3 separate regions of the Homo sapiens genome follow, and all the other regions are linked to region 1. Evidence: chromatin loops called from intact Hi-C (ENCODE). Cell type or tissue: heart left ventricle. All regions are shown on one strand.

The links. A loop is a pair of places that touch in the nucleus more often than their neighbours do. Peaks named below come from ENCODE experiments on the same cell type or tissue, not always from the same donor. Only the 100,000 strongest peaks of a DNase experiment are listed, where the experiment ranks them.
Region 2: a loop joins it to region 1, with 5 times the contacts of the local background. A loop is called at or near these places in 3 of 110 quality-filtered maps.
Region 3: it touches region 1 in a loop (9-fold over the local background); 37 of 110 quality-filtered maps call a loop at or near these places.

The regions. Positions count from the first base shown.
Region 1 is chr5:168,020,043-168,022,542 of GRCh38, reverse strand. All of the region lies in intron 7 of TENM2 (teneurin transmembrane protein 2), which reads right to left. Among named protein-coding and RNA genes, the nearest start is that of TENM2-AS3, 68 kb to the right of the region's middle. In heart left ventricle, a CTCF peak has its summit at 1,429 (motif pointing right); no DNase peak of the experiment used is centred here; H3K27ac peaks cover 1,892 bases.
Region 2 is chr5:168,214,425-168,216,924 of GRCh38, reverse strand. It overlaps TENM2 (teneurin transmembrane protein 2), which reads right to left. Exons shown (of 31, transcript NM_001395460.1): 23 at 1,653-1,885; 24 at 3-157. Among named protein-coding and RNA genes, the nearest start is that of TENM2-AS1, 17 kb to the left of the region's middle. In heart left ventricle, no CTCF peak of the experiment used is centred here; a DNase peak (open chromatin) is centred at 1,073.
Region 3 is chr5:167,722,138-167,724,637 of GRCh38, reverse strand. The region is part of intron 4 of TENM2 (teneurin transmembrane protein 2); the gene reads right to left. Among named protein-coding and RNA genes, the nearest start is that of TENM2-AS4, 63 kb to the right of the region's middle. In heart left ventricle, CTCF peaks have their summits at 965 and 1,172 (motif pointing left); a DNase peak (open chromatin) is centred at 1,177.

The DNA of each region.
Region 1 (2,500 bases):
TGAAGAGTTGTGGCGAAAAATGGGCCCCAGAGAAAAAGCCGGATGCAGCGCCTCATGGCCAAGGGTGGCTAGACAATGAAAACATAACCTGCTCTGATTTCTTTCAGTAGGATTTGGGAGACAGTTAGGGCTTGGCACTCGTTGAAAACTGTTTTTAAGAAGCCTTGGGACAAAACCAATTCAATAACTATTGATGTTCACAATCTGTCAACTTCTCCCCTAGGGGTTAAAAAAAGACCCTCAGAGCAGAGAGCAAATTGGGATGTGGAGACTCTCGGAGTGATACCAGAGAGAAAACTCCAGAGGAGCGGAGCTCCCGGCTGCTCTTCTCTGCGCTGCATCCCCAGCCCCCGGCACGGTGCCTGCTCATGCATGGTGCTTAATGAATATTTGGAATGAATGGATGAGTAAATGAATAAACAAAGGTCATCTTTATTTATACCACCAGGAGTACAATATTGATTTTAAAATGAGAAAGATTCCTAAAATGATCACTTAATTGTTATATCACACTAGACAATCTCTAGGTCTCAGTGTTCCCATCTGCAAAATGCAGTTGATGACAGTATCTTGTGATGTAGGATTGTTTAGACAATTAGATGAGAAGATGAACAGAAAGGGCCTGTTACCACTTAGGAGGGGGTAGATCTCACCCCTTCCCTTTCTTTTTTGAAATTGGATAGGTCACAACTCTGTTCCTAATCATTTCTGTTACTTTTGCAGCATTCAGTGGAATCTGCCTTTAAAATAGAAAAAAAAAAAAAAAAGATTTCAAATATGTAGGACAGTCTGTTTCTTAAAAAATCTTATGGTCCTTTGAAAATGATTGTTTGACCTGCTGAGTGCAGCCAGTGTTGGGGTCTCTTATGAAACTTGAGTGTGCACTGTAACAGGGGGAGCCATGGTTTTTCTTGAGTGTGAGTTCTGTAGATTCAGATACAGAGTAAAGACATGAAAACCAAAACGTGGAATAAATATTCAGATACAGAGTAAAGATATGAAAAACAAAACGTGGATACCAGGATAAAGCAAAAACTCCAAACACGCAAGGAAAGGAAGGCTGTGGGTTTCAAGAACCCAGTGACTTGAGGAACCTCGGGGAGCTGGGTGGATGCCTCGAGAAACCAGAGGTAAGAACAGCCACCATGGGTCACTCCACTTTGGTGTGCAACCCAATCAGTTTTAAATCATTTGCTCCTTTAAGCAAATACTGCTGCTGGTTAGTTATCCAGTACATGTTTTTAATTACAAGCTGAAAAAGTCATTCTGTAGCCCTGAAACCAGTGCCCTCATGCCTAAGAAGTGCTTTTTAATATTTATACATCTAAAGAGGGTTTGCCCTTCCAGACATAGAAAATCATTAGGAAGCATTCTCAGGAGGATATAACTTTGGTCAAGGTCATGCACAAATCTAAACTTCAAATTTAAGCCAAGGCTTACCAGTAGGTGCCACTTTTGTGCCACAAACGATTCCTAGCCTGCTCCTGACTTTCTAGGTTATCAATTTTTAAATAGAGGAAAGGAACAAAAATATGCTTGTGAGACAATTCTGAGCATATAAAAGTTGAAGAAACTTTTCTTTTTTTTCCTCGTTCCTTGGCACATCTATTTAATAGAGCTTTTTTGATTTCACTTTTTTCTTCCAGCACAGCAGATGAACGGGTGAACCAAGGAAACTGCACTCAAAGAAATGTCTTGTAACGGCTCTAACTTTGGTTTGGCATGTCACCTTTCTAACGATATCAGGCAGAGGAAATATTCCGTCAAAGCTGTGAGTGTGGAAGGAAACAGCCTGGAAGGGGTCCAAAGACACACTGTATCTTAGCAACTTTGGAGGTTCAGAAAAGCCAACATATCAGTTTGGGAAGCCGGCGGGTGGAGGTTCCACCCTACCCAACCACGAATCACTGAAAGACACTCCCCAAGGTGAAGACGCAACCGTCTTCAAGATCTGCCACCTAAGCTGCTGAAAAATCAAATGGCTCTCAGTGAGCAGGGAATGATACTCTCATGAAAACAAGATAAAATGACGACGTCAAAAACCCAAAACAGGAAACAATCATAACCAGGTGAAGTCAAACACAGAATGACTGAAAAATGCCTTGCAGGAGCATGTTGGGCCAATTAAAAATGTTAAACAAGCACAAAATTAACTTCCACAAGAAGCAAAGGACAGCAGGAATGTGGGTACTGTCTATTCCAAGACCTTCGCTTGAGGTCTAAGGGTCTGGGTTTTGGAGAATCCTTCTTTCTTATCTCTGGAGAATGGGCGAACTCTAAATATCCACTAAAGAAGTCTCGGGTGTCACCTTGTAGCCCCTAACCTTGTCTTTTGTAGCAAAGTGGCAAGTATATATTTGGGTCGGGGGAGGTCTAAATGAACTTGACTGATATTGACCTACATCCTCGACATTCTCTTCCCAATTTGATGCTGATTGTAAATCCTAACAATCTAAACCCTGGCCCCTCTAAGCACAATTCTGAAGCCCAGTGTGGATCC
Region 2 (2,500 bases), 190 kb before region 1:
ACCTGGGCTACATCCATGCTGGAATCACAGCTCAGCGGCCGGACGGCAGTGAGGTCATTGGAGCCCAGCAGGGTGGAGATGATTCCATTCTGGTCAACCTTCCGGATCATGGTGGCATCGACAAAGTACATGAGCCCATTCTTGTCTACTGCAATACCTGAGCAAGACAAGCGGTGTGGATTTATCTCTTGGAAAGGTGTAGGATTGCGGGGTGGAGGTGGGAGATGAGATGCCTTGCTGAGCACTCTGCTTAGACCAGAGACCTTACTGGAATTGATTAGTACCCTCAGAGCAGTGGTTCTCAGCCTTCTAACGCAAGATCCTTTCCCATGGGCACTGTGCTGGGATTTGTATAGTTCCTAGGGTGCTGGCTATATCACCACCTTCTTCCCTGCAACTGACGAAAGCATGCTCCTTGGACTGCAAATGAACCAAGGCCGCAAATGAATGAAGCAGGAAATAACTTTGCATCTGCTCTCCTTAGAAAAGAAGTTATTTCCTAAGTTCATTACCCTAAACATTATTAGTAGTAAGTTACTTGAATATACTTCACAACCGATTGCAGCAGTAATGCTGAGAAATGATGATTCTTGTAGTTACAAACTCCTAATTCAAGGTGTATGCTTCAGGAAGTATTCCCAGTTAAGCTTGACTCCAATCAGCACTTCAATGCCCCAGGGGGACACTGGGGCCTAGCATTCCCCTGTTGCAGCAGGGCTGGAAAGGCACAGATATGGCTTCTATTTATTTTGTGTCTTTGCCCCAGTGCCCAAGTACAAGGCTTTGCCTCCTTAATCCATGCTGCCCTGCTGCTTTCACAGTAGCTAAAAATGCTAACAGGAATTGGACTCTCAGATGACTGCTCCTTAATGTTAAGTATTTTTAGTCCTTTTCAAATAGAGACCCATGGGTTCCCAGAACTCCTCCATCCTGGACCCCTGGAAATTATACCCATTCTTAATTACTACCATTTATTGGGCATTTACAACATGTGAGGCACTGCACTTTCGACTTCATACACATTTGCTGTCTACCACGGAAGTCTGGGCGTGGCCAGAGGCCCCTCGCTGGGCTTTGTTCTGTCTCCAGCCCACACAGCTGGCACTGTGGCCCATGGAGCCAGGATTTCCTCTGATTCTCCTGACTGGCAGCAGTCAGAAATCTCCAGGCGCAATCCCCTTCACTTTCCACTTGGAGCCTATGTGCATGATAAAGTTTTCTTCAAATAAATAAATAAGGTTTTCTTTTTCTTTTTTGAGACGGAGTCTCGCTCTGTTGCCCAGGCTGGAGTGCAGTGGCGCGATCTCGGCTCACTGCAAGCTCCGCCTCCCGGGTTCACGCCATTCTCCTGCCTCAGCCTCCTGAGTAGCTGGGACTACAGGCGCCCACCGCCACGCCCGGCTAATTTTTTGTAATTTTTAGTAGAGATGGGGTTTCACCATGTTAGCCAGGATAGTCTCCATCTCCTGACCTCATGACTGGTTTTCTTTTTAAACACCCATCCACACACCAAAGCAATCTATCTGAGTTAAATGATTACAGGGAAAGCTGTGTTTTGGACTGCTGGACTTAGTTAAGTTCTGATGAGAAGAAAGCCAAGCTGGTGGCAAAGCTTTATCTGGGGCGGGAGACTCTTCCTTGATGTCCTTTACCTCTCGGGCTCATCAGGGTTGCATCTATGGCCTTCCCTCCATCCCCGCAGCGGGCTTCATCAAAGGGTAGACACTGCTCTCCCGTCCCTGCCACAACTTCCGAATTCCCAGCCAGGTCTTTGGTTCCACTCAGAGACTTGACGCGGTAGATTCTCCTGCTGTTGGTGTCGGACACGTAGAGCGAGCCGGACACGGGGTCCACTGCCAAGTAGTACTTGTGTGCTGGGTTGTTGCTTTAGTAGAAGAAGCACAAAGAGAAATGAGGAGGGGGCTATGGAGCTGGCCTCCTAGATCAAAGGAATGACAAAAATCCTAGCAAGACGCTTACCTTCTCTAGTGTCTTTCCACTTTAGTGAACTGGAAAGAATCTAACATCAAACTCAGTGTTCTAACACATCATGGTTCTTAGCTACTTCTAATTGGACTTATGCTTCTTATGCTATTAGAAAATTCATTTCCCACCATGCTAAACAACTGTTGCTTCATTTAGCCAGTACGAGAGCTCCCACTCCGATCCTGTTTTTGTAAGCAGGATAGTTATTCAAGACCATCTACAGTCCATGTGTGTGCAGTCTCCTTAATTTCCCCTTGAGGGCTTAGTGTATTCTCAAGTGGGATAGAGGAACACTTCCATGTGACAATGTTCTCATTTTAACCTATGCTTCCAGGGTACTAGGCCATTAATACCAGGGTGACCTGGAGTTTTCCTAATTTTATCATGGGAAGCACCCCATAACCGCCCCCAATCTCCAGGCTCAGAGCTTGCTTCTTTACTGCTCTTCAGTGTGGACATGGATAAAGTTGGCATTTAGTGTAAAGAAATGTGGGTATCTTGCTGGTACTGTGTC
Region 3 (2,500 bases), 300 kb after region 1:
CCCTTTCTATTTCATTTCCCTGGGCCTATTTCTTTGATAACACTCATCACTCATGAAAAATACCTTACTGAATTCGTCATCTCCTTCCTACTCTACTGTCTTCCCTCCTTCCCTCCACCCAATAGAATGAAAGTTGGGCATCTTATTTGTCCTGTACATCCCTCTTTCCCTAGCACCTAAATAATGCCTCAACCATAGTAAGTGCTCAATGAAATATTTATTAAATGAATACATGAGGACTTCATGAAGTAGAATTTTTTAAAACCCTGTTTTATACATGAAGAGATTCAGAGACATTAAGAAACTTGCCCAAAGTCACACAGTAAGTACATGGGAAAAAAAAAAAAAACTAGTAATTTATCCACAGATTGTCTTTTCCAAAACCATTTACAAGGCTGCTGTTGGAGAGGAAGGCAAGTCACACTGAGGCCTAACGGGTGTACTACATAGAAAGTTTGCTATTTGTGCTAGTATTTACCAATATTGTACTGATATAAGATGCAATGAGATATATAAGACAAGAATGGGCAAAAGCAAAAGAAACAATCTCTGGTCTCACTGCAACAATTGTCCTGGTTAAATTACAGAGTACCCAGGAAACTTAATTCTCATCAAACAGGTACTGTCAGCTGCACAGAAAGTCAGAAGGGCTGTGGAACTCATATATTTATACCTCAGTGTGTCTGAACACTAAAGTTCACAGCCTTCTGGGACACCATCTTTTACATTAGATTCACGTTCCTTAGCAGAGTGCAAATCCCATTTTGCTAAATAAAGGGTTGTCAGAAAGGGCTCCATGAACAGTAATGCCTGCTTTCGTTCATTCATTCAATAGATATTTACTTGAGCACCTACTACATGCTTGGTCTAGAACCTGAAACTGCAGTAGGATGCAGGAAGAGAGGGAGGGAGCCTTGTGTACACTAAGAGGAAGACTATTAGGACAGGGAACAGCAGCAGCAGAGGTCTTGAGGTGGGAGCATATCCAGCATATTTGAGGCACACAGCGAAGTCCAGGGGTGCAACCAAAAGAAAGTAGGCAGAAGAGGAGGTCAGAGAAGAAACTGAGTTCAAATGGTGGACAGCCTTCCTGCTAGATATAAGAGCCTTGGCTTGTATCTCGAGTGAAATGGGAGGCCATTGAAGACAGATCAGAGCTCACGTGTCAGGCGCCCTCTGGCGGTTTTGCTGAGAATGCACTTATGAATGAAGGAGGAGCCGGGAAAAGACCTAGCCTCAAGTGCAAGGGTGGGGAGACTGGAGAATTCGGTACATTCCAGAAACAGAAAAAGCCCAACATGACTGCACAAGAGTGAGCAAGGGAGAGAGTGGCACTAGATGAGGACTCAGGGGCCAAATCAGGCTGGGCGTCTGGAATGAACTTTGAATATAAGGAAAGTCACCATGCAAGGATGTTTTAATAAAATAAGCCCAGCACCTTGGGCAAAGAATGAACTCCTAACTCTTTCCTTAGCCAACAGTGGGACCTAAAAATGTGGTTTTCAGGCACAGACTAAAAAATAGCCTTAATTTTTTTAAAAGCATGCCAATAGGGTTATAATCACTGAATACACAACCTCAGGTGTATTTAATGACAGACATAGTGGTTATAATGTTAAAGTCCTTGAGGGATATAGAAATCTAACACTATCATTCTAGCTCCAAAGAGGGTTTTTGTAGTTGGTTGCCTCATCACACTCTCACTACCAATAAACTGCCTCATTTCTCCGTGACTACTCATATTGGACAAAGACATTTTCTGATATTTAGGAGAAAGAGACCTAAAATTGAAGTAGAAACATATTTGAGAACTTAGCTCAAAAGTTGTTTTTTTTTGTTTGTTTTGTTTTGTTTTGTTTTTTGAGACAGAGTCTCACTCTATGGCCAGGCTGGAGTGCAGTGGCGCAATCTCGGCTCACTGCAGTCTCCTTGTCCCGGGTTCAAGCAATTATCCTGCCTCAGCTGCCTGCCTAGTAGCTGGGACTACAGGCGTGCACCTCCACGCCCAGCTAATTTTTGTATTTTTAGTAGAGATGGGGTTTCACCATGTTGGCCAGGATGGTCTCGATCTCCTGACGTCATGATCTGTATCCCTTTTTCTTTTTCACCCTCAACAAGAATCCGTGAATTCTAAAAACTAGTCTATTAAAAAATCTCTATTTCTATATATCTATATCTGTATCTGTATCTAAATCTATAGCTGTATCTCTACCTATATCTATGTATCCATCTATCTATTTATCTATCTATCAATCTATCTACCTACTTATCTCTTGGAAAATGAGCAACTCTTTATTCTGACCATAGCATCCTTTGCATTAGATTGCCTGGTTTGATATGCTGCAAGAACAGCTTATCTCTGATGGAGTTCAAAACCAAATATTAACGGCTAATCATGCAGCGAGCCACAGGCACATGCTTGCTGACACCAGTAATTGTCTGCTTGTAGGAGTCAGTGCCTGAGGGGAGGCAGAAGTCACTCAGTTGAGCTTCTCTAAGT